Linked DNA regions of Mus musculus: regions 1 and 2 are each linked to region 3. Evidence: chromatin loops called from intact Hi-C (ENCODE). Cell type or tissue: gastrocnemius. All regions are shown on one strand.

Evidence for each region. Peaks named below come from ENCODE experiments on the same cell type or tissue, not always from the same donor. Only the 100,000 strongest peaks of a DNase experiment are listed, where the experiment ranks them.
Region 1: a loop joins it to region 3, with 11 times the contacts of the local background. A loop is called at or near these places in 28 of 42 quality-filtered maps.
Region 2: it touches region 3 in a loop (4-fold over the local background); 14 of 42 quality-filtered maps call a loop at or near these places.

Annotation. Positions count from the first base shown.
Region 1 is chr19:16,594,443-16,602,442 of GRCm38, forward strand. Gna14 (guanine nucleotide binding protein, alpha 14) reads left to right here. Exons shown (of 7, transcript NM_008137.4): 3 at 4,498-4,652. Among named protein-coding and RNA genes, the nearest start is that of Gm41811, 15 kb to the left of the region's middle. In gastrocnemius, no CTCF peak of the experiment used is centred here; DNase peaks (open chromatin) are centred at 4,667 and 5,028.
Region 2 is chr19:16,553,546-16,561,545 of GRCm38, forward strand. The region is part of intron 2 of Gna14 (guanine nucleotide binding protein, alpha 14); the gene reads left to right. Among named protein-coding and RNA genes, the nearest start is that of Gm41811, 26 kb to the right of the region's middle. In gastrocnemius, a CTCF peak has its summit at 4,621 (motif pointing left); no DNase peak of the experiment used is centred here; H3K27ac peaks cover 931 bases.
Region 3 is chr19:16,355,740-16,363,739 of GRCm38, forward strand. All of the region lies in intron 5 of Gnaq (guanine nucleotide binding protein, alpha q polypeptide), which reads left to right. Among named protein-coding and RNA genes, the nearest start is that of Mir496b, 45 kb to the left of the region's middle. In gastrocnemius, a CTCF peak has its summit at 3,343; a DNase peak (open chromatin) is centred at 3,359.

The sequences.
Region 1 (8,000 bases), 240 kb after region 3:
CTCTGCCTGCCTCTGCCTCCTGAGTGCTGGGATTAAAGACTTGTGCCACTCTATGACTGTTTCTCCTATTATCCTTCCCTTCCAGGAGTGCCCAGCCCTTTGACATTGTGTCATGACATCATCTACAAAAACCATGCGTGGGAGGTGGGCAATCAGGTTACAAAAGAAAAAACAGCAGTAACAACAACCAAACATCTTGTTTTAAGTAAGTTTGTGGTTTTGTGTTAGGCTGTAGTCATAGCTGTCCTGAGTTGCATGTGGCCTATGGGTCTCAGCTTGGACAAAAGTGTCTAAGTAAGACTATATAACAACGTATCAAAGCATCTACATTGGTGGTTTAGTGGGTGTGAGGAGGTCCTACGAAGATGCTCTGATATCTCAGAGAAGGTCTTGGTCATCCTTGGGATTTAGTATCTGTGGGGGGGTCCTGGAGACGATTCCTGGAGAACACTGGGAGACGACTACAAACTTGAGGGTTGGAGTGCATCTTCCAGATGTTCTCTGATAATTATTCCTTGAATGTGTTTCTCCATCCTAGAACTGGAAGGTTCAGACATCTTAGGAGAAGGAATATTTTCTGAAACCTGATGTAGCCAAGAGAATCCCTGGCCCCACACCTGGGAAGTCCTGTCAGTAGTGGACAGCCATGTTCATGGTGGCAAAGGTGTGAGGGGTTGTGGGAACAGCATCCTTCTGCCATACCTCAGGCATCCTTTGGTAGAAATATGGTCCTTATCCTTCCACCTGTCTTTAACTCCAGTTGCTCCTCATTTTTGATCTCTCAACATCTGTATAAGGGTCATGTACTTCCCATCCGAAGACACCTCAGTATTAAAATATCCAAGAGGAAAGCTGTACACATAGACCCAGAAGCCAGCCCAGGTTCAGCATGGAGGACCAGTCACAGATGGAACAATGAGATTGGCTGTCCTTGCTAAGATGAACTAGAGACACTCAGGTCATCGCAACTGATGCCGGAGATGGTAGTTTTACTTGGACCCGTGATGACAGGAAATTTGACCCTGAATAGAATCAGGAGGCCTTTAATGGAGGCATTGCTATATCACATTGGGTTTGAGACGGAGACTAGAATGGCGAATTAATTACAGGGACTGTGCTATAACGGTGGAAGGGAGAGGTAGGTGTTGGAAAGCTGCTGCCTCTGTGTATCTGGCAGTGAGGGTGTAAAGTTTCTATGGGTCAGCAAGACTGGATGTGAAGTGGGGGATGGGACTGTAGCCCATGGGGAGGGTGTAGACCTTACCCTCTCCATGGTGACAGAGCAGGTGACTTGGAAGAGCAGGCACGCTCTCCCATAGGCCTGTCCATGTGTCTATGTAGGCCATGAAGCTGAACCAGGCTTCGGAGAAACTGAGCATGATTTCAGCAGTTGCTTGGGAACGCTGAGGGCCTAAGTGCTGTCTCGTGCCAGTGAGGTCTACTAGAAAGCCAGCCAGAGTGTGTGCAAGCTGAAGTGGATCTCTGCTTTTCCAAGCTCGGTGGCTACTACTTCCCTTCTGTGTCCCAAAAGGTCCAGTGTCTTCTCATAATTAGCTATAGCCCAGGGACATGTAGACGGGAAAGATAGAAGCCATCATTACAGTTTAGTCAAGGCCACAGGCCCTGCCTCTTATGTGGATTATCACCATTCACTATAGCTGTGCATGTGTGCATGTGAATTATAGGGGGAGCACCTCTGGCACAGCTGCCTGCTATTTCCTTGGTAGCAATGCTTGCAAGACTCCAAAAACCAATGGCTGTGGAGCCTCAAAGCCTCACTCACAAGCTTTAGTAGAGTGTGCAGCGGACTCTGGACATGGGCAGAGTTGTGAAAACATGGATCAGAGACTGTAATTGACAATCCTGTGTTGCAGAGAACTTCCATTTTGAAATATATATACATTTTTAACCTCATTTTTAAAGCAAAGCTTGCTGCACTTATGGATAGTGAATGTCAATAGACCGTTCCCATAGTATCTAGTTAGGTTTTTTTTTTTTATCATTGATAACATACCAATGAATATTAATTTTAATTTTAATTAAAACATCATCTGGAAAAGAGAAAGTTGTTCAAGAGACCTCCCATACATCCTGGTGATTAAGTTAGTGATGGTGTATTATTTCCTTGAACATTGCCAAGAGAGTAGCTCTTTAGTGTTCCTTACCATGCAAAGATCATACACACACACACACACACACACACACACACACAAAAACATACACACATACATACACACACACACACACACACACACATACACACACAAACACACACACACACACACACACACACACACACACACACACACATACACACACACAAACACACACATATACACACACACAAACACACACATACACACACACACACACACACACACACACACACGTCTTAAATAGCTCGGCTTAGCCATATACATTATTTACATAGGTCAAGAGAACATGTGGTATATATACCATAACTATGTAGAATCAACTTGCCAATTAAAATACATAGACAAATGTAAACCACAAACCCTTACTTACCTAACAAAAGGCCCCGCAGAGATGGCTGCTGTGCTGGGCAGTTGACAGAGGAGCAGCCCCTGTGATGAGGGCCTGGCGGGTTGGGCAGCCTGCTGGGTTGCAACTAGAAGCTCACTGTACTTGACAGGGACACTCAGCAGAAGCCAGGGCCCTAGGTGAAGGCACCACCACTTCACCTGTGGCCCTTTCACGGGTGGCCTGGGAACTTCCGTGTGACATACTTCTGTCTTCTGTGTTCCCTCTTCCAGCAGCAAAAATGTTGATTTTTGAGAATCGGGGAAAGGAAAGTTCTTGTTGAGCCCTGTGTTTCCCCTTCTTATTAGTATATTGCAGTTGTGTAAAATAACGAGTTATTCTGCCACGTTCATCCACGTCCGTGCTGAACTCTCTATGAGAGCCTGGTCATCGGTGATGTTTCTGCAACTGCTGGCTTGCTCCCAAACTCTTCTGTCTTCCAGTCTGACTGCTTCTCCCTGAGACTCTTAAGACCAGCAGGCTCACTTTATTCATCTGCTTCCTGGGCATACATTGATGCTGACCAACCTTCCCCCTCCCCCATCCCTCTATTCCCCTCATCCTCCCCCACCCCCCCTGCCATGTAGCATGGCAGTGCCCCACCCAGTCCTCTGTCAACTGTTTGGCTTTAATTCTCAACAGCAAAGCTGGACTTCATTGTTAAATTTAAGAAAACAGCCTATGGTGCATGACATGCAAGAAGGGGCGGAGTTAGCGAGGTAACTGGCTGAGAGGCACCACCGTGAATCCCCAGATTCCTCTGTGGACTCCCCCCTCTCTGCAAGGCGTCTCCCCACACTAGTCATATCCCATGGCTGTGGATTTCTGACATGCTACATAGATACATGTGCCACATGTGTTTATTGAGCTCACATTATCAAAGAAAGCACCAACTGCTTGCAGAAAAGGAGCTGAACTCTTGGATAAAAGCACAAGTGAGATTTTTTACTCTGCTTTTGTGGAGTTTTCCCGGACTTGTTTGAAGACAGAGGCACATGGCCACTTCAGATGTAGAGGGTAGAGGGCAGTCATAGGGCAAGAGGAAACAACAGAGCGGCAATGGGAAGCCAGAAGGTTGGGGACAGTACCTATGCTCTACTCAAGGCCCTCCAGGACCCTGGATCACGCTCTCTGGCTAAGGACAGTGGAAGGAATCACATGCAGAGGTTCAGGTGCGATGGATATGCGCTAGGATTGCAAGTGAGAAGTATCCACTGGGCATACACTCTCACAGAGCTCCTGCCTGTAATCCTTAGTGTGCTAACGGAGTAATAGCTACAATAAACACTGTCTAGTAGTTGTCGTGCAGAGCAGGTGATCTGGGAGTGGTTCCTAGGTGGGAAAGAACTGTGCGCTGATTGATGCACAGGACTACGTGGCTGGCATATGGGAACTTTCTGTTGAGCTGAAGATTTCTGCTGAATCTTAATGCTGCTCTACAAAGTAAAATCTACTTCAAAGAAATACAAAGAAAAAGAAAAGGAAAAAAAAAAAACTTAAGAGGGAGAAAAAGGGCAGGGTGACAGTTGGCACTGATTTTTCCGTTTACAGAGAGAGTGTGTCCCTGTTCTTACACCTGGGGCCAGTCCACTTCTAACCAAACAATCCTGGTTTGTGACTGATACAACAGTTTATGTCCATTGCTGGCTACATAGATGTTGGAATGAACAGAAAGTGGGAAAAGTGAAAGTGGCTACAGGGCGTGGGTGTCTCTGTTCACACCTGGGTGCCGGGTCTGAGCAGCTGCCTCTGCTATTGCTGGACTGGAGGCGCAGGTCTAGTGCGGTCTGTTTCACGTCTCTAGACTGAGCAACCAAATCACCCCGCCTAGTCTTCTGGTTTCTGAGGGTTTGGCTGTGCACAGCCCAGCACCTGTCAGAGCCCTCCACCCCAGATCATCCCCTTATCTGTCATGCTTTTCTGTGCTCAACGTGGTATTTCCTTTCCGTTGGACAGGAAAATGCCCAGATCATCAGGGAAGTGGAAGTAGACAAGGTCACTGCACTCTCTAGAGACCAGGTGGCAGCCATCAAGCAGCTGTGGCTGGATCCCGGAATCCAGGAGTGTTACGACAGGAGGAGGGAGTACCAGCTGTCAGACTCTGCCAAATAGTGAGTACTCAGCCGGCAGCTGCTGCTAAGCCAACTCTGCAAGGCTTCACTTCCCAGGAGGCAGAGAGGCAGGGGGTGTGGGTGGGGGTGGGTGGGGGAGTGAGGATGTGTGTGGGTGGGTGTTTCCCCTGACCTCCTGGCCTGCTTCTTGGCCTCTTCTCCCCTAATTCTCTGTCCCAGATGTCCCTTGGGGTTAGCAGCCACCTTCTCTCACCCAATTAAGTTGGAGATTCCTTTAGTGGAACGGATCTAAGTTTTGGAGCAGAGGTTATGATTTAAGCAAAGAACACACCTGCCTGTGGTTTTTCCGCTTTCTTCCTCTCTGTATCCCTCTGGAAACTGCAGGCGGGCTTAGGCTTTGCTTAAATTGGTTGCCGATCTTGTAGTGCCCTCTAGTGATAGACATTGGCATTGCAAGACCAGCACACAGGCCTCTCGGCTGGCTTATTTGACCCTCTCAGAAAGTCAACCACTTAATGTATTTGGGATCCATAAAGCTTTAGATTTAAACCATCAACATCATCAAAATTTCTATCGCATACTATCTTGGAGATATCACAACATTTCTTCTTTCTTAAGAGTCCCCTAGGGCTGGCTGTGACCCACAGGTGACTGAGCACACAGCTTACTTCTTGGGGTTGCAGCTTGTTTATGCTCCTGCAGTTTGGTTCCTCCTCCCAGGACCACGAAACTCCCCAAACCCACTCCGTTCCTTTTACATGTTGGCCTCTTCCTGAACTAGCTTGGACTGGACAAAGCAGCTGTCAGGGAAGGCATCGTTAAGGCCCATGGCTTTTAATGACTTTGCCTAGACATTTGTCCCATGCAGCACTCAGTTCAATCCAGCTTGGCACAATTGATCTAATTACATCAGCAGAAAAGCACGATGTCGGGGGGCAGGGTGGGGGGAGAAGGAAAGAAACCACTAAGACGCTAGACTGGCAGCAGAGAGGGGAGGAAGCTAGCCTCCCAATGAGATGAGCATTCTGTCCAAAAGCTAGTGGGTTCTCCTGTTTCCTCCCAGAAGCGGCCCACTGTTACTGGCTCTGAGATGAGCCTCTGGATTTACATCCATTTGGAGAACGCTTGCCAGAATGACTGTAAGATTAACTCAGCGTAAATCTTGAAAACAGAAGCAAGTCCGCTCGCTGCCAGGCGTGTGAGGGGTGACTGGGGAGGTGAACAGAGTTGTACAGAAGACAATAGCATTTAATAAGGGAAGTAGTTGCCAGCCTTGAGCGTCATGGATATGGTGGTTACATGCCTAGCTACCAGCACTGGAGAAGTGAGAGCAGGGGGTCAAACATTCTTAGACATTCTCAGTCAGGTGAGTTTCAGGTCAGCAGGCAACCTGAGTTAGACCCTGTCTCAAAATAGCAAAAAAAGCAAAATGAAACAGAACAACAACCCCCACCCCCACTATGACATAAGTTACTTGTGCATTTTCTTGGTCCAAGTCAGTGGTTCTCAGTCATCTGCTAGTAATGTCTGCGTAATTAGATGTCATTTATACTGTGCAAATGAGTGTACCAGATAGTGTGCTAAGGGCTATGTGGCAACCAGTTAGTGACCTCTAATCTCAGACAATGTAGTCTGCTGGTTCAGTCAATCAATCAATTAATCAATCACTGTAGTGTGTCTTCCTTGCCTCCCACTTAACCTAATTTTGGACCGCTTTCCAGAGTCCCTAGCAGATGCTCCAAATCACAAATGATACTGCATTCTGTATTTGTTCTTTACATACATAAGCATGATAAAATGAACTTATAAACGTAACAGCAAGAGATGGACACAGGCTAAAACTAAGGTAGTTAAGAATAGAGCTACTCGTTATTGGCAGTGTGACCCCATGACACAGTGTGAGAGCTGCGACAGCTAATGAGTGACTGGCAGGTGGGCAGTGTACACAGTGTGGCTACACTAGAAAACGTGTGTTTCCCCCCTTGGCACAGCCACCGATGTTATCTTACTACTCAGAATGGCACTAGACTGAAAACTTATGAGTTCTTGTCCTTAGCTTTGCAGAACACAAAAATCATTTCAAAGACGGATCATTTATTTCTGGCATTATTTTCACATTTCCTAAATTTGGGTCATAAATGGCCATGGGCATTTGTAAGCGTGAGGTGGAACATTGGATAAAGGGAGAAGACTGAGTGCAGTAAAATAATAAGCTGGGGAGCAGGCCCAGCATTTTAAATCTCTAGGTGGTGCTACAGAGAGCAGCAGAGCCACCCACTCCATTGCTAGTGAGGTCTTTTGTAAGGACTTGAGTGATTAAACAACTTTTGAAGACACAGTCTGGAGCCTAGGCTGGCCTTGAACTCTCCACATAGTTCAGCATAACCCTGAACTTCTGGTCCTCCTAGCTTTCCTCCTGAATTCTGGGATTGCAGACATGTGCCACCACATCTGTTGTAGAAGGTGCTAAGGAATTACCCCGGGTTGTGTGCATACCAGGCAAGCACTCTGACACCCGAGCTTCACAGCCTGTCTGAAGGGCTTTTGTTTTTGTTTTTGTTTTTTTAGTTCTTAGAACTTTAAAGGTAACTATATGCATAAGAAAGACACTCATATTGATTTATAGAATGCAATTATGTTTAACTTCTCCTACACAATCTTGACCAGAAACTTGGTACATGGTTTCTAATTAAAAAAATAATAACAACAACAACAACAACAACAAAAACCCTGCAATCTGTTTCATCGCTATCTATTACAAATGTATAAAAAAATCCTCCATGAAATGCTGCTGATGGCTGCGGAACCTTGAGAAATATATCTTTGGCCTGCCTCAGAAAAGTAATAAATATTGCACTGTAAAGGTTTACAAAATTGGCGCAAAATAGTGTTGTAATGTCCCAATGCCAGTTTTAAGAGTTCAGTAATAAGGGGAGTCTATGGGATGTGCACAGAAGTGCAGATGCTATCACACTTAGCCAGCAGTACACACGCTGTAAATCTACACAGTCAGATCATTGTGAGCTAAGACTGTCCTGTCCGCTCGCCTCCTGTGCTCAGTCAGCAGGAAACCCTAGATATACCTGGGCTCTCTGTAAAGAGAACAGAGTTTCGTCAGCATTTCAGTTTACAAGTAACAGCAGGCAACAGGCAAGTTCCTTCTATTGTCCACATTCAGAGTGATATGCAGGAGGTTTTACTTTGCATCTGAAGTAGCCCATGTCAGGACTTAATAGCCGGGCGTGGTGGCACACACGCCTTTAATCCCAATACTTGGGAGGCAGAGGCAGGTGGATTTCTGAGTTCGAGGCCAGCCTGGTCTACAAAGTGAGTTCCAGGACAGCCAGGGCTATACAGAGAGACCCTGTCTCGAAAAAACAAAACAAA
Region 2 (8,000 bases), 200 kb after region 3:
TGTGGACCAAAGTCAACCTTTCCTCTCTCTTAAGCCGAATCCTGCCAAGTATTTTGCCATAGCTGTGGGAAGCCACATGTGCCGTTGCAGAGTGGCGCTGACTACTACTGGCCACCACGCATAAGTTTGGACAAACAACCAATGTGTACATATGCAGTAAAGTTTTTTGCAAAGACACTGCCTGGCCCGGGCATGATAATGAGGCTTTGAGAGTATAACCAATCAGATGTGAGACATGCAAATGAGGTATGATAATGAGGCTCTGTGAGGTACAGAGAGAGAGAGTAGCCAATCAGATGAGGCACATGCAAATGAGGCTTAGTGCATAACCAATCCGGGTGTGAGACATGCCTCTCCTAGGCCTATATAAGCAGCACCAGTTCTGGGCTCAGGGTCTCTTCGCCTCTGCAATCAAGCTCTCCCAATAAACGTGTGCAGAAGGATCCTGTTGCAGCGTCGTTACTGCTGGCCAGTCCAGCGCGCACAAGAATAGCAACAAGTAGCATAACTAAGCTAGAAGAAAATGTGAACAAGGATTGGGGTTGCTCCTATGATGAACCTGACTATATAATTCCTTTGCTTTTGAAACTATTTTTATGGGAGGGGTGTGGAAGAACTTGGAAACATCAGGGTATAGAAGTTCCAGATCCTGTTAAGGAGAATAGAATGGACTACTCAAGTGGAGTTTAGGAGCCCAGAATGTCAAAAGAAACAGACCATGGAGACATGGTCCATGAAGTTTCAAAAGAAAACAAACACTCTGTTAAGGACTAGGCTGAAAGCTTTTTGTTTGATATTATTGTGAAGAATCTGACTGTATTTAATCTGCTCAAGTCCTGAGAACTTTAGTGAGGCTGAGTTTAAAAATAATAGAGTAATTTCTTCAATGAAAGAAATTTCAAAGCAGTAATCTTCCAATATACAAATATTCAGGCTGTGGCATGGCTACTTTCCAGCATTCTCTGGGTGTACATTGCAGAAAGAAGAGTGGAGCCAGAGCATCAGCAACTGATAAAGAGAAGCCTCATGCTTGGAAAAATAGGAAATGTATCCTGAAGGTGAGATCTGTGCATGGCTCCCACTGTTAAAAAATGTAAACTTAGGTAAATACAAGAAAGCCCAAAGTGATAATATCACAGAAAGGATTTCCTATTCCCAAGGGAACGCTTAGGGAAGTGAATTAGTAGTTTAGCCACCGAGGTGTTCAGAGGTTACTACTGGTCTGGTCCAAGCAGCAGAGGTTAGCAGTGTTATCCATATGTCTCTGGTTTTCCAGGCATGAAAGATGGAAGTGAAACATGTCACTGAGTCTTGTTGCATGGTTTTAGAGAGCTGCTGAGGTCAGTCGGTGTGTGGCAGGGTTAGAGTTTCTGCACGGACACCTTGAGAGACTACTACATGAACTTATGAAGATAAAGTCCAGATTGCAAACAAGACCTGAGGATGTTAAAGATGCTGGGACCATGAGGCATCTGCTGAGGAAAACTGAAGGCACAGAATGGAGCCAACTCTATGGAGCCATAGAGCTGGAGAGCTGGAGCTACCCAAGCCCTCAGAGCCAAAAGGATTTTTTCATGAGCTCCAGAAGCTAGACACAGAGCTGCATGGTATGCTGCCCTCCACGGTGTGGTCTGTCTGCTCTTGTTGTAATCTGACCATTCGTCATTATGACTCCATCTCTTCCTTTGGAGTGGGGATGCTTAGTCTGTGCCATTGTATATTAGAAGATTATGGTTTTGTTGATTTGTTTGTTTCTTGTAGGCACTAAGAGTTAAGTGATTGCTTCCAGTCTCAGATGGCATATGCACTCAAAGGCATTTAAAGGACATTAAAGCTAAAAACTATGGGAACTCTAAAGCTGGCCTGACTGCATTTTGCATTAATAGATGGCCATGAGCCTAGAAGTCAATGAGTAGAAGCTTATGGATTAAAAGTGTTTTGGTGTCAAGTTAAAAGGGGTACACTTGTGGTGAATGGTTAATATCGATAGTGAATTTTACCAGCTCTAGACTCAGGAGATAATCCTCTGTGAGAGACTATCTAGACTAGGCTAGGGTCTGGGCATGGCTATAAAGGATCATCTAGATTATATTAATAGGTGTGGAAAGACCCGTCTTAACTTCAGGACAAGTAAAAAGGAGGAGGGGAGCCGAGCACCAGTATTCACTGCTCTCTGCTTCCTGTCATCTGATGTGGGACCAGCTGCTTCAAGCTTCCCCCGCCATGCCTCCCCACCATGATGGACTGTACCCAGGCACAGCGGGCCAAAGCCTGTCAGCTCTTTCTCTCCTAAGCTGATTCTTACCACGTATTTTGTCTCAGCAATGGAAAAAGCCAATCTCTCTCTTGCGCCCCTGCCTCCTTCTTTCTCTTCCTCTCCCTTCCCCCCTCCTTCCATCCCTTCCCTATAAATAACAAATTAGAGTAAGCTGTTGGAGCCTCAGGAATCTGTCTCCCTCCAGCTCTCCAATACTAGGATTACAAAGCATCTTCCACCATACCTGTCTCGTTTGTTTGTTTGTTTGTTTGTTTGTTTTTAAAACATCATCTGGGGTTAGACCCCAGGTCCTGTTGCTTGAAAGGCAACCACTTACCGAGCTTACACTCTTTCATCTGGTTATTCCTTTGACAGTGGGCATCAGCCAGTTGAAGCCCTGTCAAACTCTTCATATGTCTCTTACTATTCTGGTTCTTCCAGGCCATTTTGCTGCTCCTTTGCCCTGTCATGAACACAGTCATTTCTCTAAGGAGACTTGGTTCCTTCAACAGAGGGCACGTCAGAATTAATGTCTAAATGAACTGGCTGCTGCTTGGCTGTTTGATATTTCTCCCCTTTACTGTAGGTAGAGATACAAAGACATAAACATGCAGGCATATATGCAACAACACATACGTAATGCATGCTTACACACAAAAATTCATGTACGCATTGTAGATATTTTTATTGAACTAATTTTCCCACCTGGATTTACCTCAGACCATACTTATCTCTCCCATAGGTCACAAGACCTTCACTAAGCAAGCAAGACAATGTCAGATTTATCACCTCCACCGTCACAAACTACTTTAAAATAAAGAGAAGAAACATCATGTTTCCTGATTCTTGGTAGTGCTAAATGTACATTCCAGTTACATTTTCCTCTTTCTTCAGTGTGTATGGAGGCTGGGGCAATGGTAATGATTGATATTGTCAGTAAAGATACAAGGAGGGCAGAGCAAGAGGAATGAGAGAGGAGGCAAGAGATTTGCCAGCATTTGAGATTTTCACATGACTAAACTCACCAAATGAGAGTAAGGATCCCGAGGGAGACAAAACAACGTAGGACAAAACAACAACAACAACCAAACAAAAACCTGTTTTCAAAGATCAAAAAAGGCAGAATATAATTTGTAATTGCTGGAGTAATGCTTTGTTTGCTTCCTAAAGCAAGAAACAGTGTATATACAGTTAGACTCAGTGAAAACTAGGAGAGAGACAGCTGTCTTTTATGAGTCTCAGTAAGGTTCTAGGGGGTGTGGGGGCGGGACTCGGGTGTTCTTGGCTCTGATGGTGACATTTCTCAGTCACGGCATTTGATCCAGCATACATGCTCTACATGGTCGTTCTTTGGAAATGAGGAATTGATTTATTTTTAAAAAGGTTCTCCTGCCTTTGGCAGAGGACCAAAAATCTCTTTCAAGTCATGGAAATAACTTCCTTTTGAGACCTAACCTCTCCCTCACCCCAGCGAGCCATTGGGACCTCGGAGCAGTATAAGCAACAGACGTTCTCCTTGTGACTTCAGTGGGCTCTCTCTTCCTTGCTACAAAGCTCTGTGTCGTGATTTCTAAGGGTAAAGTGAGATGGAAGCCACTGCCATGGTGTGCAGAGGTGCTTTTAAAGACTCGGGTTGTAGTTACGGCTTGAAAACTTGGCGGTCATGTGTCTCCATTCATTCTACTGTTGAGAAGTGGGAATGAGCCTGGGTCCTGTCTTTTCATTTAGAATGTGTTGTCTAAGCTTCAGAACAGGATGTCATGTGACTTATAAGGGTGACATTCCTCTAAGTGCTGTGATGTCAGGATAGGTGAAAAGGAGTCTTGGAGAGGGTGGAAGACAGTGATAGCCCAAGGGAAGAGATCTGCCATGATAAGCCTTAGCTTCATTTCTGCCCTTTGCTGTCCAGCCCGTTGCCTGCCAGCTCCATGGAGCTATTGAGTCCCAGAAAGGCTCCTAGTCTAAAATATGGATGTGTTAAATAAAGTATAAAATATAAACTGCATTTCAAAGACAATATAAACAAAAAAGTTAACACATACATGAATAATTTTTACATCGATTTTCTTTGGAAATTATCTTTTTGATCCATTGGGTTAATTTTTATTCAAATAAATTCCCTTTAATTCTTTATATATTTTTAAATGATTTACTTAAAACATTTTAACCTTTACAAAGGGCTTTCATTATACTTGTATAAGGTAGTTGGTCTAACCTATTTCACATAAAGGAGGAAAAAAATGAGCCAAAGAGATGGCTCATTGGTTAAGAACACAAACGACTCCTCCGTAGGACTGTAATTTAGCTCCTATCACCCCCATGAAGTGCACACCTGCCTATAATGCTCATTCTGAGGGACCTGGTGCCCTCTGCTGGCTTCTGCAAGCACAGCACTCAAATGCATACCATCCCCACCACCGCCCTCCCCCGCAACAAACATCCACAAATGAAGTAAAAAATCCTAAAAACAAAAAACAAACAAACAAAAAGGAAAACGTATTTGTTACTCTGGATCTCTCACCTAGCTAAAAGAAGGGCATTGTTTGGTAGTAATGATGTTTTTATAGAATGATGTATTTCCAAGCCACATACAAAAATAAATAAGGCAGAAATGGTGGTCCTTTCTCTCCCTGTAGTTCTTTCTCTGTTGGGAAACCACATACTGGCTTATGTCCCCCGCCTCTTTTAGATCTTAAGGTTTCTGAGTAACAGTGTGTGACTCAAAATTTGTAGCTTCTTCATTGGTTCATTCATACCCATCCATTTTTAAGATTTTAACATTTTATTTTTAATTCAGACATGGCTGTGTGTTATCACAATGCAAGAATGAATTATGATTTATCCTGCCTCTAAAATTCCTGAGAGCTGGCTGCAGAGACTTAGTGATTTACAATAGGCCTCTAGAAGCCCTCGTCTGAGAGCTGTGCAAACTGTATTTAGGCCAGGAGAAAGACCACTAAGATTTGGCTTGGTTTGGGAGTACTACATAACTAGATGACTCATGATGTTATTCAAAGAGGCTCTGCCAAGTTTATTTAAAGAGGTTTTAAAAACTAATATAAACATTGAAACAGTGTCTGATTCAAGTATCAAGTAAAAAAAAAATTCTCCATCTGAAAATGCCTGCTTACACCTTCACGTATAGGCTGCTCACTAAACCACATCCTTGGCCGGACTTCCCAACAAAGCAAGTGTGCACTATGTATTGATGCTGTATTAGGAGCTTGGCTTACATCAAGGAGAGGGTCCCTGAGACCCTCTTCTTTCAACTCACATCTCTAAATCTACATCTTCTCAGATATCGGTGAGCATGAATGGTCAGGGACTGTTGACTTTTGAGAGCCTTTTATTCCAGAACTCCATAGCTCAGAGTCTACAGCCTCCTCCAGCAGGGGTACTGAAATGAGTGTGGGTTTGATGTATATTGTTTTGTTCTGTGGTGGCAGCAGTATTTCCTTTGGGGGCATACATTTTGTTCTTTTTCTTGCTTAGGAACAGGCTGAAAACTTGGTGATGAGGCTTTGGGGAGCTCCTGCCTCTTAAGGCAGTTCCAAAGGCTGTTGGAAGAACACTCTATGTGGTCTTGTGAGATAGCCAAGCAGGCTGAAATTTTACAAAAAGCAGATTCTCCGTGAGAGCGGGTCCCACACAGTTAAGATGGCGTTTGTGTAGTCTGCAGCAGACAGTCAGATATTTAAGGCTTCAAACAGTGACAGTGTTTATTAGAGCCCGTGAAAAGAATTTCTCACAGAAGGTGGTGAAAAAGATTTATTTCCATTACTCATTACACAAGCTGGAAATTGTTTAAATTCTCAGTTCTCGGCTGGAAACTTAACAAGAGTGGGTGATGAAGCCTGTTCAATGGCTATTCCAAGGCAAGACAGGTAGAGGGATGATAGGATCTTACAAGAGGTCAGCATGCGTGTTTGCTTTGATGCACGGCCCATCTGCTGATGTCTGCGTTGGAATTCTGGCTCTGTGGCCTGTGTAGGAGGGATGCACCTATGCCCTGACTCAGCCAGTCGGATACTATTGTATTCTACAAAGCCTGTTTAGAAATCAGAGTAAGCAAATAGACTCTGGGAAGAGGGACAAGGAGGCAGGGGGACTAGCATTGAGCATTTCCTAAGGTCACTTTTAGAGCTTCCTATTGGCTACTAAGTTAGCTTTTGAAATAATAATTTTTCATGTCCCTCCTTTGTTCACCGTAGAGGCGCTTTTGTCTCCAGCTTATGTTCTTTGCCATCTGCATCACCTTGAGGATCACCTATGAGGCTGCTTTTTATCACAGCTTGATGGGATATGGAGATCAACCCAAGACTGACCTCTAGAACAGGACATTCTGTACTTAATCACTAAATAGAAAATGGGGCTTACACTTCCAGTAAGATGGACTATATATATAGTTCCCCCATTTCTTCAGCTAAGTACAACTCCACACTGTAGACAGTGTGCACAGTACAAAGCTATACAAGTCGTGACAGGTAGAAGGACTACATAAGGAAGACTAGAAGAGACCACGAGATCCAAAGACTCCCTTTCATGAACTCCTAGGGCTGTCCTACTGTCTTATGCACTTTAGACGCAGCTGGAGATGGCAATGATTGGAAGTTCAGCAGGAATAAGGAGCCCCTGGGGGTAGCAAGCTGGCCCCACAGAGCCCGTCTCCATGCAGGGAAGAGTCAGTCCACTAGAGCAGCAGAAAATTGTCATATAGCATAATATTCCAATGTCCATGTTAATAATGTCATATAGCATAATACTCCAATGTCCATGTTAACTGAAAAATCACTCTTTCCATCAGGTGTGGTTCTTACTGTATTCTTGAGTATCCGTTTTCTTTACTCTTATTGTAAATTTTCATACATTTAAAAACATTTTTATGAATTTCATACATGGATACAATATGTGTATATCATAATTTCCCCCCACTATCCCCTTCTAACTCATTCTAGACCCTCCCTAACACATCTCCTTTATTGCATTAAAAAAGTGTCCATCAAGTCTAATTGGTACTCATATAAGTACTGATGCAGGACCATTTACTGGAGCATAGGCAGCCTCCAGGAGCCACACCCTTGAAGAAGATGATTCTCCCTTCCCCAGTGCCCATCAACTGCCAGTAACTTCTCAGCAAAGAGTAGGGTTTCATGTGTCTCTCTCCCATACAGGCTGGGATGTTGGCTGGTTTGATCCTGTGCAGGTCTTGTACAGGTACCCACAGCTGTCCCAAGATCATGAGTCCAATAGCCCTGCCAAATCCAGAAGACACTGATTGCAGCCGTCCTCTCCAACCAGTGGCTCTTACCAGCATCCTGCCACTCTTCCGTGGTGTCCCCTTGTCTTGAGAGGATGGGGCAGGAGTCTGATAGGTGATCAGTCAGTCAGAGCTTGAGGACTCCACGGTCACTTATTCATCTGTGAGTCTCTGTATTAATTGTTGCCCACCGCAATGAACAAAGCTTCTCCAATAAGATCTGAGAGTTGAACTGATCTTTGGATATGAAGATAAGTATTTAGAAGGCAGTTTGATATTATGTCCATTTAGCAAAATAATTTTAATAGATTCTCCTCTAGGGTTTCTGATTTTCCAAGTCACTGGGTTACTAGCCAGGTTTGTAGTACCAGGTAGACGTGAGTTTCTCTTGTGAAGGAAGCCTTAAATCTAATCAGAAAGTCATTGGTTATCTCTGTAACGTTTATCCTACTATAACAACAATGTGTATATGTTACCAGGCCAGTT
Region 3 (8,000 bases):
TGAAGGTAGATCCTCACTTACTGGAAGAGTGTAACGTGTTTCCAATGTGCTTGTTTCCAATGTGCTCAGAGTCCTAACTCTTAGGTTCCATCTCATGAGAATAGTTGGATACCAGGTCTTGGGCAATGTTAGTTTGCAGGTGTGAGCTCAGCCTGTACATCTTAGACTCTAACCTCTGGTTGGTGAAGAAGCCAGAGCACTTAGCAAGCTGCAGTCAGAGGCTATGAGGGAACAGCTTTGAGAAGCACAGTGAAAGCCAGCGTGTGTGTGTGTGTGTGTGTGTGTGTGTGTGCTCTCGCTTACAGGGGTAGGAAGCGTCCTGAGTGTTTCCAAATGAAGCCTGGAGGACCCCATCAGTCAGCAGTGACTTCTGTTCTCTGCTTTCAGTTATTTGCTCTTCTTTGTGGTGCAGAAATTCTAAATAAAATATTCATAAATAAGCAATGGCTTATTTATTGCTGCCACAATCATTCTATTACACTATTGTTCTTTTTACCGTCTTACTGTGTTAGGTTTATAAGTTACATATTGGCGTTGTTACATATGTAAAGGTTTGAGTGCTCCTTAGGGTCTTACATTTCAGGACTCTTAGTCTTGTGTTTGGGGTTCATTTTTTAATTCTTTCTTAGGTTTATTTTATGTGTAAGAGTAGTTTTGCTTGCATGTATGTATGTGCAGTATATGTATGTAGTGACCTCAGTGTTCATAAGACAGAGTTGGATTTCCTAGAAATGGATGCTTGTAAGCCACCCTGTGGGTCCTGACAACTGAACCTGGGTTTTCTGCAAGAGCAACAAATGCTTTTAACTGCTGAGCCAAATCTCCTGTCCATTTTGGATTTTGTTGGCAGTTCCGATTCTGTTGTTCTGTTGTTGCAGTGCTGGAATCCAGCCCACAGCTTTGTGCTCTGTCGCTGGGCTGCTTCCGGCATCAGGGTCCACTGTTATAATGTATAAACATATATAGTTAGCATAAAGGCAATTTGATATAACATTTCTAGTGAGTTTTGACTGCAGTGTTTCACATGAGGTCAGAGAGAATTTTCAAATTATGTCAGTATTCAGTGTTTCAGATTTTGAATCATTTAAATCATTTCAAATTTCATATATTCAAGTTAGGAATCATATCATTTCTATGAGGTACAGGTATCTATGGGGTTTATATTATATGAGGATTCATCCAAGCACCTTCTTAAAACAGGTACAAAGTGATTGCTGTGTTGTAGATGAGGGGTTAACATGTTTAGACGGTGAATAGCCTTCCATGGATATTGATGAGATCTGCTCAGGTTGCCGTCTGTAATTGTAGCTGCTCATAAATCTATACGGTTACGTTTTCCACATCTTTCCTGTAAAGGACTCTATTCCCCTCTAAATCCTATTCATTTGTTTGGCCACACCCAGGACCACATTGTATCTGCCACCAAAATTCTGATAAAGTATTTCATGGCTAGCAACAGAGTTTTGAAGGAGCACGGGAACAGCTCAGCCTTTTTGCTCTGTTTCCTGGGATCGTTAAAGCGAGGTTAAAGTTGAGATGAGCTGATTCGTGTGAAGTACCTGTTTTGTCAAGGCCTATGGAAGGAGCATCCTAGGAACTGGTTGGTGACTGTGGTTTGGTCTGTTGGTGTGGAACTCTAGTGGGCAAGACACCATCCCCATCTCTAAGGAACTTCTGGTTCCCTCAGAGAGACACTATAGACAGTAAAGCATTTCTATAGCAGTAAGGTCAATGCTGGGAAACACCCAGCCGTCCTGGCTGACCCTAGGCAGTGCATGTAAGCTTTGCCAGCGGCAAGCTGCTAGCATGCTCTCCCAAATGCCCCTTTAACTTGGCCCTTCCATGCTTCTTCAACCATTGAGGATTCAAGAAAAGATTAAAATTTTGCTTTCAAGGGAAAAAAATCTCCCTTCACTCTGACATAAAAATCCCAATAGCTAAGGAAAAAAAAAGATCTTAAAGATAAACTCATGACAAGAGTTTTCACATTTTTTTTTAAATTCTGTTGCTTCAAATTAGGAAATTGTAGCTCCATTCAGTAAGTCTGCAAGGCTATTTAATATCATTAGACATTCCACTGTCTGGGGAACTTTCTAATCCTTCTGATACACTGATGTTTCAAGACTGACTGTGGTGGCTTCTGTTGTTGCTATCATGGTCTCAGTGCCGCCCTGTGCTGTAAGGAGGAAGGATAGCAACCCCAAGTACACAGACGAGCAAGAATGTACCTGAGCAGTGTGACTTCAAGATCAGACAGTCTCAAGTCCTCCCTCATTTGCAAAAGTCCTCAAGAAAAGCAACTACAGCTTGCCCTAAGAGAGTGCAGATAGAGAAATTTGACAAAATTTAAAAACACTTTGAATTTAAAAGGCAAAATTCAGTGAGTTTTCAGAAATACTTCAGAACTACAAGAGACAATATATCTAACAAACCAAGGAAACTAGAAGCCCTGGAGCAAGGGCAAGAAATTGAGTTTTAGTCTTGGCTTCGCCAAAACCACTAATGGGCTTTGGCCTGCGCAAGCTGCAAGTGGGTATCTAATCTGGACAGAGTAGATCTAGGCACACCTACCCTTCCAGCCACCTCCAGTCCTTGGTGCTTGGGTGCAAACAGATGGTGTCAACCCTCCCAACCTGGCAGCTGCATTTGTTTGTTTAGCAAATGTTTACAAGGTGTCTGCTTCCTGCACTTCCTGCCCTTACAGGAGTGAGGTGCACCGTAGTGGTTAGAGACCCTGAAGCAGGGTCTCCTCTGACTCTCTCTCCTCAGACCTTCAAGCTTCCCTTTAACTGTAAATGGGATGCTCTTGCCACCTTTATCAGGGACCTTAGCTGTCCCCTCACCCAGAGACCTCTCTATATTCAGCTTTGTTAACCGCTTGACAGTTCAGCTCCACGCAGAAATACCGGTCAGACGGACTGACTGACAAGTGATACCGAGGGTTGGACTTAATTTTGCAGTGAGGTTTTTACCTGCCTCTTAGAGAAGTCTTTTACCGTGCAGTCTCCAGGAGGGAATTTCCAAGCTCTCTGTAGTGGATGAGTCTATCTCAGCCTGACACATCTGCAGCCAGCTTTTAAAAGACAAGTTAGTCCTTTCAGATTAATTTGAGCATTTCCCTTGACAAGCCACAGTTTCTGGTAACTTCAGTTGGGTAATCTGGCTTTCTTGGTTGGTTGGTAGGAGAGTTTCTTATGAAGCCCCTGTTCCTTGCTGCTCTGCCTAGTTGTCCTGGCAATAGCCATCAACTTGAAATCACAGGAAGTAAAAGGTCTTATTTATAATTATTATTACCAAGAAAGAAAAACCGTTGTCTCTTACAAGGTCTACTGCTTGTGGCCACAGTGGGGCAGTGTAGGTTTGCAGGCTGCCTCTGCTCAACCACCCCAAATGCCCTCTACTCCCATTAGAATGTCCGCCTATCCTGGCTAACCAGTGCTCAGGGCTTTTCTTACTGTGTTTTCCGAAACAAACTCAGCTATCTTAAAAGATTGCATATACGTTGCTTACATGGGGATCATAGGACCTGCTTGTTCATTTACTGGTTATGTAACAGCCACATTCGGAGGTTTTGTACACGGTCACCTGAAGCCTTACATCTTCAATTACGAAAGCCACACAGCCATCTACTTTTTTACTGAAAATAGATTTTTTCATACAATAAATTGCTGTTATTATGGTTTTCCCTCTCATAACTCCTTCCAGGTCCTTTCCCCCTTCCTATCCACACACACACACATACACATACACACACACACACACACACACACACACACACACACACACACAATAAGAACAAAGCAGTATAGGACAAAACAAATAGGAAAAAAAAAGCCGAAGAAAAAGCACATGAAACATAGATGCAGAGACACACATTCAAACACACAGAAATGCCATAACACAAAACCAAAAGCCATAATGTATAAGTAAAAGACCTGTAAGATTTAAAGAAAGAAAGGAAGCAAGCAAGCCCAGACAAAGCATTATGAGACAGAAAATCTCCAAAATACCATTGAGTTCATTTTGTCTTGGCCATCTACTACTGCGCATGGGGCCTACCCTTAAATGTGGGGTATGCACCCAGTAAGACTCCATTGGAGGAAACAGTTTTTTCCTTTGCCAATTGGTATCAGTTGGAGATAGCCTCTGGGTTAGAATGGGCTTGCATTCACTTTCCCATCTCAGCATTAGGACCTTTGCAGGCCCTATGCATGTTCCTATCCCTATGCATGTTCCTATCGTCCCCGTGAATTCCTAGATACCTCAGTCGTGCTGGATTGAGAAGGCCTGTGTCCATGATGTCCTCCTGACCCCTGAGGGATTTGGTGGTAGCATCCATTTAGGACTGAGTGTTGGAGGTTTTTAACTCTGTTCATTGTCTAGTTATGGATTTCTATATTTGTTTCCAGCTACTACAGGGGGACACTTCTCTGATGATGGCTGATTACTGATCTGTCTGTCAGTGTACCTCTGGCCCAGCCCAGCAGAAGGGTTCAATGAAGGGGAAAGGGCACGAGCAGGGAGGGGAAAGTGCCTCCACCACTGTTGCTCCAGGGCTGTCCAGCAGCGCTTGGGATGGGGTTGTAGCTGTTTAGCTAGCAGAGTGTAGGGAGCTTCTGGTGGCAGGAGAGCATTCTCTTCCCAGGTAGTGTTATAGCTCTTGTGACAGATGCTTTCAATGCAGAAGACTGGAATATCTGTGGAGAACACAGTGAAATTGAATAGAATAAATATGTGCCATACTGGGAGACTAATTTTATATTAATTATATTTTACCATAACCAATAGTTTGGAAAACACTATTTTAGAGAAATGTATTAACATTTCTCTAAAATACATATTTGTATGTAGTACAGTTACCCAACAGCTGTTGATCTGGAAGACATGTCCCAGTGACAAGAGAAAAATATTATCATTTGTCATAACTTTATGTAAGTGTGTTCAGCCTTTTGTACCCCAGGTTTGTTATCCACATTCACACAGCACAGATGGAAAGTATTTAGTAATGGGGGGGGGTCTTGATATACAAGCTGTTCTTGATGCTGTTACTTAAGTAACTATTCGGAGAGCATTTACATTGTGTTAATGATACAGTTGCTCTAGGGATTATTTAAAATATGTGGATGTGCAGGTTACCTGAAAACTGCTGCACCATTTATATAGTTTCAAGCATCCACAGATCTCAGTACCTTCTTGGAAGACCCTAAACAATGATAAAAGAGAATCCTAAGGATCTACTAGATGTTTAGAGTCTGTTTACGTCAAAGGTGCTCCATTACCCAGAAGAAAGGAGTTTGTAGCCAGGAACCCCTGGGGTGAAATGCCCCATTCTTTGAGGACCACTCCTGTGGATGTTTTAATGGGAAGCAGTTTACGCCTCACATTTACTGTAGAACATACTTAGGAAGAAGGCTCTCTCCAAAGCTTTCATCTCTCCCTTAAAAGCTACCTGGGGGAGTGAGCATTAAAATGGCTGTCCATTTCTCAGAACAGTAGTGAATCTATCCAGGGTCATTTTAGGAAAGCCTAAGCCATTGAATTAAATGGTGTTTTCATTGCCTTGGATTTAGATTGCCAGTCCTTAGAAATGACAGCTTTAGAAAACGATGCTACTTCAATTGCAGTAGATGCAGGCTTAAATGAAGAGGTGAGTAATAAAATCTTCTATTTGAAAAAATAGCTGAAGATACTGACTCTTACTAGTATTTCTGTCACAGGATCCTTTCATCTTATAGTAAGGTGGAGTGGGACTCTTAGGAAACTGGGACAGACAGACAAGTCTTGCCTGGTTAACAACCAAGCTCTCCTAAGTGCCTCTCACTATACCTTGTGGTCCTGTTTCATCTAAGCTTGAGGCATGCTCACTAACATTAAAGAGTTTGTGCCTTGCTCTTGCACAGCCTCAGGACCTTGATGGGAATGTCAAGGAAAGAAAGACAAACAACACAGGCACACAGAAAATACTGAATCTGGTGATCTGAGCTCTCGGCTGGAGAAGTCACAGGCCTCAGAAACTCAGTATGTTTATTTGTGCATTTGAGCAAGAAGACAAGGTTATTTTATAACCTGAACAAGGAGGCAGGTTGACCTAATCTAGGTAGGAGCAGGTACTGGACAGAAGCAGCCTTAACTGAGGAAGGAAGCTACAGTGGTCACTTTCTGAACACAGTATCAACACACCCACTTGGACCAGAGGAAGATTTTGCTATCCTCCAAACCTCACCTGGGGAAGGTTTCACCACTGGAATAGAGCTGAGGCCTCTCAACACAGGTTCACTCAAGTCTGCTCATGTTCCCTACATTTGGAATAACATTTTCTTAATCCCTTAAGGTTGATATTGTCACCATGGCTAAGTGTCACCATGGCTAAATAGGGGAAAGAAAATAACACTGACTTTGAAGCCGTGTCATTTCAAACCTAAGGCTCCACCCCATAAGCTCTCATTTCATCATCAGCCTTTCCTGAATTGAGCTCACAGTTCTTGGATCCTATATTATCTATCTTCTGTTTTGATTTAATGTTTTTATTTGAGACTTGTATTTGCCTGTAGTTTTCTGAGTTAAGAAAGGTCCAAAAATTTGCAAGCTTGGAAATCCCATCAATGTGCAATTGTGTACATATTCTCCCATCACACTTAATTGATAGTTTGGTTGGGTATAGAATTTTCAGATATAAAACATTATGAAAGCATTATTCTCTTGTTGGCCAATGTTCCCTTTCAGGATCCACAGTTCCTCCTCTCAGTATATGTGGCTTGTTTTTTGTGAATGGTTTTATAATATTATTAAACCTGATAATTCTGGCATTTAGAGGATGATCTTTTGTGGCACAGACTTTCTCCCACCACTACTACTTCCCCAAACATACACACACATACCCCACTCCCTCTAACCTTACCTTCAGGGGAAACTTCAACATAAACATTTCATTATAAAGAATTTTCATTTAATATTTTTTAGAACTTTCTTTATATGTTTTCTCTTTCTAGTACATTTGTATTTACATGTTCAGATAGTTCCCCACCAATTTATATTGTCTGGATGTCTTAACAGTTACTTCATTTTTAGGGGTTGGGGGTGCTGGTACCCAGGGAAGCAAGAAGAAGGTGTTGAATACCCTGAAGCTAGAGTTACAGGCAGTTATGAGTTGCAAAACATAAGTTATGAGAACCAAAATTCCAGACCTCTGGAAAACCAGCAAGTGCTCTTAAAACATAGCCATTTCCTCAGCCCTACTCCCAGTGATTTAAAAATCTGATAGGCTCTTTTGTGTCTATAATCCATGCACTTACTGGGTGCCTGTAGTGGCACTTTATATGGTCAGATTGTACATCTGCTACATCTGCTTTTGCTTTGGTTTGGTTTGGTTTGGTCGAGGAGTGTGTGTGTGTGTGTGTGTGTGTGTGTGTGTGTGTGTGTGTGTGTGTGTATACACTGATACTTGATTGCAGCCAGGACCTTGCACAAGCTATCAATGAGCTAGTTGTCCCCCATCTCCTCTTTGTTTTTTTGCCCAAGTATTTCCCAGGTAAATCACTGGTGTTTGCGTGTATACTGATGTTTTCCTTCAAGTCTTACTTTATGATACCTGACCCACCATTCCTGGACTGGAGGAACTTGTTCTGTGCTGTTTGCTGCTTCTGTTGGCGGTGTGGACAGGTGCTTATTTGCATTGCACTATCTCAGATCTCTTAGCTTCACAAAAGTCTCCACTCCTTTGATCATCAGGAGCACAAGTGTTTATGCCAAGTAGAACATGAGTATTCTAGATTTGTTGTTGTTTTGTTTTATCTGACTGCCCAATTTAATAATAAGGCACATGTTTTAGAAAAGAAACTATTTTATTTAAAATCTTTTTTTAAAAATCCATGAGTAAAATTTTCTCACAATAGTAAAAGCAACTCTGGAGAAAATATTTGAATTTTTAAAATTAACACTTTATAATTTGTGGGCATACTTGATAATTTTTTTGGTCCAAGTGTAGTTTCTCATAAGGTTTG